2 separate regions of the Homo sapiens genome follow, and region 2 is linked to region 1. Evidence: chromatin contacts called from ENCODE Hi-C data. All regions are on one chromosome and are shown on one strand. Each heading gives the region's core, a stretch centred on a gene start or an enhancer-like site at or near the end of the contact. The rest is flanking DNA. Distances are from core to core; before and after follow the strand shown.

The links. A loop is a pair of places that touch in the nucleus more often than their neighbours do. Pooled maps may share reads with other maps.
Region 2: a pooled map shows a loop between it and region 1 (3-fold over the local background). The contact joins the promoter of OR13G1 here to the enhancer-like site in region 1. A Hi-C loop is called at or near these places in 1 of 50 pooled maps.

Annotation. Positions count from the first base shown.
Region 1 is chr1:247,407,258-247,412,286 of GRCh38, reverse strand. No RefSeq gene overlaps it. Among named protein-coding and RNA genes, the nearest start is that of NLRP3, 6.4 kb to the left of the region's middle. RefSeq lists enhancers at 1,711-1,770, 1,881-1,930. Within about 2 kb of position 2,291, at least 4 of the 41 ENCODE cell types and tissues checked have a DNase peak (open chromatin) inside an H3K27ac peak, as active enhancers do.
Region 2 is chr1:247,676,856-247,681,884 of GRCh38, reverse strand. OR13G1 (olfactory receptor family 13 subfamily G member 1) reads left to right here and starts at 2,146. Exons shown (of 2, transcript NM_001005487.2): 1 at 2,146-2,245.

The sequences.
Region 1 (5,029 bases), core at 1,042-3,541:
AATTTGCTTGACTGCAGCAATCATTTCACTATGTATATCAAACTGCCATGTTATACACCTGAAATATGTACAATAAAATAAATATTCGCACCTTTTTCATGCACAGGCCTGTGAGTGCTCACAAGCATATAGCTACCCACCACCACAGCCCACACAGAGCACCTGCATCAGCTGCACATGCTCCCTGTGCAGCCTCTGTCCCCACCCACTGTGCTGCCACATAGTCAGCCTCTGTCCCCACCCGCAGCCCCACTTCTTCCACCTGCTAAAGCATTACCTTTTCCAGAGCATCACATAAACAGTGTGCAGCCTTTGGTGAGCGAGTCCGCTCACTTCATATGATGCCTGTGAGATTCAGATCAGTAGCTTATTCCTTTTTACTGCAGTTAAGTATTTCATGGGTTGGATAGGCCACAATTTGGTTTTCTATTCCCTAGGCAAAGGACAGTTGGGCTGTTTCCGTTTTTGGCAATCGTCAATTATGCCACTGTCACTCATGCAGCTGGCGAACTGGCTGCAATTGTGTAAGGACATCAGTCACTTGGGGCAGTGGGAAGTTCACGAGAAGCAGATGAGGTTTCCAGCCTTCGCTGCTTCACTCTCCGCTGAATGCTGCGACCACTCCTGTGGTCCGACTCCTTGCCTGCGACCCTCACCTCAGCTTTCCTGTGAGGCTCAAATAAAACAAGACCTGATCTATAATACATTATTGTAGAGAGGAAAAAATAAATAAAATAATACCTGACAGCAAAATGTAAACTGTACAGTAGTATTCAAATTGTAGGTCAGGCCAGTTTCAGTGGCTCACACCTGTAATCCCAACGCTTTGGGAGGTTTGAGGCAGGAGGATCACTTGAAGCCAGGAGGCCAAGAGCAGCCTGGGCAACATAGTGAGACCCCATCTCCACAAAAAATTAAAAAATAGACGGATGTGGTGGTGCATGCCTGTAGTACCAGCTACTCAGGACGCTGAGGTGGGAGGATCGCTTGAGCCCAGGAAATTGAGGCTGCAGTGAGCTAGGACTGTGCCACTGCACTCCAGCCTGGGTGACAGAGTGAGACCCTATATTAAAAAAATGCAGATTATGAATCTTGAAAAGATACTCTAATCATACATAAAAACTTGTCAATGAAAGACCACCATACTCTGTGTGTTATTATGCATTCTGAAAAAATTTTGTTTCAGATTTGGGAATATCAAAATCAACACAAATAAATAAGTCAACTCACAAAAGTAAAACGCGGTGATTTTCCATACATCATTCATGCAAAAAAAAATAATAATAATTTACTCTTGTACATTTAAGAAAAATAATTGCTTCCATTAAATACCCAAAGCTCACTTAAGTGGACTGGAACTCACAGCACTGAATTCCAAACTAAAATTGCATGAATGATTTCAAGTTGAAATCACCTGTGGTCCCCAGCTACTGGGGAGGCTGAGGTGGGAGGATCTTCTGAACCCAGGAAGTCAAGGCTTGCAGTGAACTGAGATTGTGTCACTGCACTTCAGCCTGGGTGACAGAGCCAAATCCTGTCTCCAAATAAATAAATAAATAAAAATACGCAAATAAATAAAAATTTAAAAAGAACTTAATCCCCCAATACAATAGTATTCAGGGGTGTGGTGTTTGTGGGGTGATTGAGTTTGTGGGGTGATGAATGGGATTCACACACTTGTAAAAGGGCTCCGGGTTCAAGGGGGTGCTCTCTCTTGCCTATCTGCCATGGGCCATGTGAGGACATGGCAACAAGGCACCATCTTGGAAGCAGAGAGCACTTCTCACCGGGCACCAAGGCCAGCGCCTTGATCCTGGACCTCACGGCCTCCAGAGCTCTAAGAAATAAATTTCTGCTCCTTAGAAATTACCCAGTCTCAGGTGTTTTGTTAGTACAAACGGACTAAGACACAAGCCCAAGTGGGATGATCTCAGGGGTGCTCAGCAAAGGCAGAGATCAGCCCAGAAGCCAGACATCCTCCCCTACTAGAGAGAACAGAAGAGATCGGAGGTGGGGAGTGCCAAAGTATCTGAGGTTACCAAGAAACAGACTGCATTTCAAACTGAAAGTGACTGGCTGATATTAAAAATGGCAATTTCACTTTCTCTCACCAGAAAAAATGTGACTAGCAGGAAGGGAAAAGGTATGAACAAAGACAAATTGGGTTTCAGAAAGTACAGTCATAACATTAGCGAGACTTTGTGAGTTCTTGTGAGGAGACGTGACCTTCCGTTGCTGCTGCTGCTCTTCCCTCTTTCCAGGGGTGACTGCTCCTCTGGGGCCTGGAGTGCTGGCGCTGAGTCAGCTTCCCCAGCTGAGGTGGGTTTTCCTAATGTGTCTATGACCCAAGAGTCCCAGGGGCCCCCGATTCCTCGACCTCTACACTTTCTGAGACACAGACTAAAAAGTGGATGGCCATCAAGAAAAAAGCTGTCAGTTCTTACTTTACGAAAGCCAAGTCCTTCATATAAGCATGCTATGTAATATGTTGGAATTGGCTTCTTCATCCCATTTATCTTCTCCTTTTCCTGTGTTCATAATCTGATCTCTAGAACCCACCAAGAGTGTTAGAGCCAGAGCCCCTTGTCTTGGTTCTTTGCCTCATCTACCTTTAAGGAATGCCTCCCAGTGCTCTCCAATATCTCTGAAAGACACATGCCAAGTTAAAGCAAATCGAGAGGACTTTATTGCAAACTCACAAAGAGAAGGAAAACAGGTAAGTATTCTTCATTACAAAAGTAATAGATAGTATGATTTTGTTTTTTGTTCATTTGTTTGTTTGTTTACTTGAGACGGAGTCCACTCTATTGCCCATGCTGGAGTGCAGTGGCGCAATCTCGGCTCACTGTAATTTCTGCCTCCCGCATTCAAGCAATTCTCCTGCCTCAGCCTCCCGAGTAGCTGGGACTACAGGCACCCACCACCACGCCCGGCTAATTTTTGTATTTTTAGTAGAGATGGGGTTTCACCATATTGGTCAGGCTGGTCTCCAACTCCTGACCTCAGGTGATCCACGCACCTCGGCCTCCCAAAGTGCTGGGATTACAGGCGCGAGCCACCACGCCCAGCCAATAGTATGATTTTTGTGAGGCATACATGGCTTGACTAAAAACCAGTGACTGAGTCACTTATATTTTATTTCATTGCTGAAATATAAACAGTTTCATATATGAGGGAATAAATTCAATCCCACCTACATTTTTTTCTTTTTCACAATTTTCGGTGCTTTTAAAAAATATTGTCTTCTTTTGAATACATTTTTAGTTGATTCATCTTTATTGTGAGGTATAGACACAAAATCTCAGTCTCACAGTATACTTACATTTCTAAGTTTGTTGCCAAGATGTAAAATCAGGGCTTTTACATAAACTAGTCAGATTTCAGGTTTCTGTTTAAAACTTAGAATTCTAGAACTAAGTCAACCACCATCCCTTCAACAAACGTGGCACCAGGAGCTTGTGCAGGCTGCCCCCACTGAGCATGGACTCAGGTTTTCCACAGTCCTCACCACTCCCTACTACCTCCTACTTTCCGTCCACACCTCTCATTTATATCGCCCACCGGAAACTCGAGGAATTGGAATTCACAGCACCTGACTTTCAACCTTGCCTTTAAACAAATAAATAATCAAAAAATAAACAATCAAGTTCCTTCATCAGAGATAAGGGACATTTGAGAGCAGTCAGTTATCTGCAGGAAAAAAAAAAAAAAACAAAAACGGTGATTTTAGTGCTCCTTGTCCATAACAGGTGGCTATGCCCAAGAGCCAAAAGGTAGAGACAACCCCAGTCTCCCGCAACAGATGAATGGAAAAACAACAAGGGCTATACACACACCACGGAATAGTCTAAAGAGAAAGGAAATTCTGACACACACTGCAACATGGACAAACCCTGAGGACATTTGCTGAGTGCGACAGGCCAGTCACCAAGGGACACACACTGTACGATTCTATGTATAGGAAGTTTCTACAGTAACCAAATTCACAGAAACAAAAAATAGAACCAGGGACAAAAAAAAACAGAGGGTGGGGGGATTGGGGAGAGAGGAATGGGGAATGAGTGCTTCATGAGTACAGAGTTTCACTTTTGCAAGATGAAAGCATTCTGGAGATTGGTTGTGCAACAATATGATTATTAAAAGTAAGAAACTGTATTTCGCTTTACCAGATATACCAATATAAATAATAAATGGACTGAATTCTTGAAATATATTTATAAGCATAGAGAAAAGAATGGAAAATACATACCACTTTTGCCTCCGAGGTCACCCTGAAAAGAGGTGACTGAGTTGGGAGAAGAAGTTTCTGCTTCACACAATTCTGTATCATCTGTTTTTTGCAAATAACATCAGCAATTTGTTAAAAAGTTACAGAAAAAGCTAAAAAGAGTTCCTGATAAAGAGGGCAGGGGGAAAGCTCTAGCCCCCGTGTCATTTCTAAAATCAACTACGAACAACAAGAAAGAGAAACAGAAAAGGAATCTCCACTTCTATGAAGACACCACTCAGTGGGGGACTGACCCCCAGGTGCTTGGCACCTGGGACTGGGAAGAGGAGGGCCAGGATGAGGGAGACCCTCTGTAGACCTTGGGGGTGGCAAAGAGAATCAAGGTTTTCCCAGGGCTGAAGCACAAACTAGTGGAGTCATCAACCCTGAGCCCCGCTCTCTTTGGAACCACAAGGTCAAGTCCACGGGCAAACCCCAAAACCTCTTTGGACACTGTGAGCAACAGCAGGAAGTGGGGAGGAAACACGGACGAGCATCTGCCAGAGCAAATGGTTGTCTGTTCCCAGTGTGGGAGAAACTGCAGGTCAAGACCAGCCTCAGCCATGCTGACACCAGTCACTGAGAAGTGCAAGTGAAATCACCCCAAATCTGTGACATGTAGGTTTTGGTGTGAGTCAAGGAGACTTCCTGTTAGTCTGGAGAGGACCACACCCCACAAAGAGGAGCAGAGAGCACAGGATGAAAGCAGGAGGCAGGACTCACGCTGCCTGCCCTGCCAGCACGTCCCCAGGCCTCGGCCTG
Region 2 (5,029 bases), core at 897-3,396, 270 kb before region 1:
AAAACACCCAAAATGAAGATGGAAAAATATATACCATGAAAAATTAAACAAAACAAAGTTGGTATAGTCGTTATGCTATTAGAATACATAGCTAATAAGGCAAGCAACTTTTCTGAAGAGTAACCTTTGATAATGACAAGGCAGCCCTTCTACTACAAATAGATCATAAAACCAGTTCTCTGGCGCATACAACAGTATTGCTTCTAATGATACATGACTTAATTTGACAGACTGAAAATAAGAATAAGGCAAATTCCAATCATCCTGGGGTATTTAAAATCAAAAGTCAAAATACTAGAAGTTCTAGAACTTCACCAAAAAGACCAGGAGAAGCAAACAGGGAAGGGACCTGTTTTTTCTCCTCTAGTCTTACAGTTTACCTCTATTGCCCCCTACTGGCAGAGTTCATGAGGTGCCAACACGCTAACAGCGATGTGGTTGTAGGGTTCACCCAATCCAGCATCCAAGATCTGAGTGCGTAGGGATGGGTTTGGAGTCAAGGGACTTAATTGGCTCAAGTATTTCAGCTTTTTTTTTTTCCACCAAATACCTCCTCTCCACCCATTTACGAATACATTTAATTCAATGTTATTCTGGTTCATTGTGCAGTCATCACATCTTCAACTGTTCTGTATTATTTTAATGTACTTGTTCAAAGCGATAAAACAACAATGTTTTATCATTGTGGAAATGAGTAGGTTATTTTACCTGTAAAGAATATTACTAAAGCAAGATAAATTATGTCAACTGGCTCAACAGCAAACACTCTTTAAAGGCAAATGATTAATTTCTATTTGGCCGTGTGATGACAACTACATATAATTCCTGCCCCTTACTTGCTCTCATATTGATAGTTTGATATACTTAACTAATATTTAGTAATACTATGCTTACAATAAATGTGAAATAAGCATTTAGATCACTGTCTGGAAGCTTTAAAAAGCTGTTAAAGTGATCTGATATTTACCCATGTAACTTTTCTTTAAGATAAACAAATAGGAGAAAGAAATACATGGTAAACATGTAAATGTGTGTTTGAATTCTAATGAACATTTCAAACTATGAGGCTATTCAGCAAGAGGGATAGAGACAATGTTATTTCATTATGCGTACATCACACAGATGAGTTGCATTTGTGTTTGGGTATGCATAAACAGCAAAAGGATGTACAGAACAGTTTTTCAAACAATTCAGAAAGAAATTTAGCTGAAGGGTTTGCGTGTTACATTAAACAAATGAAAACCAAATTGCATTTCATATTTTATTTGTAAGATCCTCCAGGCCTGCACAGAGTAGAGGACTAAATGACAAACTTTGCTTTAACCTTCATCTTGGAATTCATTTCCTACCACTCTTCCTCTTATTAAATTGAACTGTTTGTCCTAAATCTGCCTGTGTACATGGTAAACTGTAACCTAACTTAATGTGTAAACAACCTGCAACCTAACTTCAGAGCATACATTATAACAAGTAGCAAAATCTCAGCGAATCATAGCAGCCTAACCTTCAGCCAACTGTAGGCCGAAACCTGCCAAAACATCCAAATAAAGCAAACACAGAACTCTAGTCAATCAAGTTATTTCCGCATGTCATTTCCATTTCTCCAGCTATAAATATTGCCTGCAACGCCTTGTAGGATGAAGCTCTCTGCACTGCTTTTGGTCCTGAATGTTATCTGGTTCATAAATATTTTTTATTTTCTCTGCTCAAATGAACTCTGTTAAATTTAACTTGTCTAAGATTTTTCTTTTAACACTGTCTAAGTTTATATTGGGAGAAGATCTCCGAAGCAGATGTAATTGCTTTTATAACAATGTCCATCCATTTATTCTTTAAATCTCCCACCAGCATTTCCACTGTGTCTCATTATTCAGGTTTCCTACTCCATGAAGACATTATCTCGGGATACCTTTTGGTCTTCACAGAAAAAGGTTGACACACAAAGACCAAGTGATTGAACATCATAATTGGTAATTAGTTCAGGGTTTTAAAAACTGTTCCTCTGGGATACATTTTAATGTAACTAATAGCAAATCACTTCAAGATGCTCTTCCTTGGGGTCCCTTGTCCTTGAGTCAGGAACCATGCTTTTCATTGATCTTAAGTATAAATAAACCAATACTAAAGCAAGCATGAAAGAGCTCATTTGATAGCAAACTGGCAAGAGCTACTGTACTTTTAGTTTTTTACAGTGATTTAATACAGGTCACCATTTGAACATGACAATACTCTGCAAAAAACTACAGTGAGTATTTGTGGGCAGACTGTCTAATTCTTAAGTTTACCATAAAATCATGGCCTGAGTAGGGATATTTTTGAGCCAGGTAACATATTTAATTCCTTTTTAGCCATAGCGCGCACACACACACACACACACACACACACACACACACACACAATCCATCCGCGGATTGTACTTTAATTCAAAACAGGGGATTTTATGCTATCAATGTATCAAAATACTGATGATGCAAGTATTTATATTGCCTGCCAGCCTTTCAAAATTTTTCCTTTCATATCAAATATGCAAAAGTTGGAGTTTAAAAGACAGTCAACTAAATTTAGGTTAACATACTTTACCAAGTTATGGGAATGCTTGACATGTATGAGAAATTGTTTTAGAATATGTCCTTTCTTTAATTATCATAAAGACTTAGCTAAATAGTTTAAGAATTAGCTTGCAAAACTTCTCATTGTATCAGGATGCTCCAAGCTGCTTAAAACGCCTCTCAAAAATAGAACCTTACAAGGGTTTCATTTACTCATTTAGTGTTCATATTCTACCTACATATATAAGAATCTGTGACAGACTCTATAAAATGGTGAGTGGCATGTTCAGAGTTGAATTTAAAAAAAAAAAGATTTCTTCCAAAACTTAGAAAACAATGTAAATGTGAAAAATAATGTCTTCCCAAACATAGAGAATAAAATGCTTTCAGACAGGAATTGCATTGGCTTCAGATGTCCTAGGGTGACCAACTTTCCCAGGTTGCCTGAGACTGACAGGTCTCCTAGGATGTGGGTCTTTCAGTGGCAAAACTTGGACAATCCCTGGCTAACCAAGTGGTTGATTATCCTTTGTAGGGTAGGGCCATGATTTGTATGCAGGTATTGACTCTCCTTAATCTCCGCCACCTTTTCTCTTTTTACAATTTATTATACTGCCTTCACACTGATCTTCCTTTCCTACCTCTCTGATCACTTCGAAACCTAGAAAATTAAGAAGTAGCTACTTTCACTTCTTTTCTAGTACTTCAACAGTGAAGCTAAGCTGAAGAGAATGTAACATTCTCCTTAAACGATGCTTGAACTAGAATCACCTCTGACGTAGCCCTACCTAATAGAAAGTGGCCTAGAATGAAACTGTCTGACAGAAGTCATTCAGGAATATGAGAGTACGAGGAAATTTGTATCACTCTGTCCCCATAAAACACAGTGGCTGCTGTGGGGAGTTCTTAGTACCTTGCCTTAGACAACATAGGCCCTTTAAACGTGTGCCGATATTGTTTATTATGACAATGAAGATGAAAATACTTGAAGACGGAGATGATGATAATGATGTAATGGATACATAAGAATAAACTGTGCTGTTGGAGTTGACATAGGTATAACATTGGCTTATAAAATGCAACATGAGTGAATTTTGTCATTAGACTCCCTGGATTCAGATTTCCATGTCGCCAGTGTCTGACTGTGTGACAATAAGCACATTTGATAACTACCAAATTTCACCAACTACTTCATATGTAAAATAGTGACATAAATATTATTAATTTTTTTTGAGACAGAGTTTCGCTCTTGTTGCCCAGGTCGGAGTGCAATGGCGCGATCTCGGCTCACTGAAACCTCCGCCTCCCAGGTTCAAGCAATTCTCCTGCCTCAGCCTCTTGAGTAGCTGGATTACAGGCATGTGCCACCATGCCCAGCTAATTTTGTATTTTTATTAGAGATGGGGTTTCTCCATGTTAGTCAGGCTGGTCTCAAACTCCCAACCTCAGGTGATGCGCCCGTCTTGGCCTCCCAAAGTGCTGGGATTACAGGCGTGAGCCACCGCACCCGGCCCTATTAATTCTTAAACTTATCCTCATGATTCAGCAAAATAGCATGGTGAATGGCACATAAATCAAGCATCATTGTGTATTATTAGTAAATGTTTGGTGTTCTAAAGTAAGTAAACAGAATGTGACCTCAATTCACTCCTTCCAGGAAAAGGTTGCCAGTGTTTATTTGGCAGTGCACTGCATCCTGCCAGACAAAATGGTCTAAGTTTTTTCTGTATGTAGTTTTATATCACTTTCATTTTATTCTGGCAATTCTATATCACTTTCATTTTATTCTGGCAATTCATTATTATAAATAAATCCTATTGTTAAACTTAAATTGATAATGTTCTACAAACCAGGTGGTGCCTGTAAACACAGTCTCCATTTAAGATGGACAAATACTGTCTCCCTCTGAATTCATCCTCTATGATGCCTTCAGGGCTGGCTTTCTAAAACTGGGGTATGTCACATACTACTTCCTCTCTCAGAAATCTAAAATTTCTCCCTTATCGACTACTTAACAACAAAATAATTCCTTACCTTAGAATATAATAATCTCAAGTAGTCCTATCTTTTCTTATTTTTATTTTTATTTCATTATGACAGGGTCTGGCTCTGTCACCCAGGCTGCAGTGCAGTGGCACAATCTCGGCTCACTGCAACCTCCGCCTCCCAGGCTCCAGCGATTCTCCTGCCTCAGCGTCCCAAGTAGCTGGGATTACAGGCCGGCTAATTTTTGTATTTTTTGTAGAAACGAGGTCTCACTATGTTACCAAGGCTGGTTTCAAACTCCTGGGCTCAAGCCATCTGCCCACCCCAGCCTGCCAAAGTGCTGGGACTACAGGTGTGAACCACACACCAGGCCAGTTTTATTGGAATTTATCTTCTCTTTCCTCTTCCCTTTCCAATCGCACTCCTCAAAACCTGCTTACTTTTGGAGACAATACCACATTCCTGTGGACTAAAAGCAGAGTTATTCATGAGAA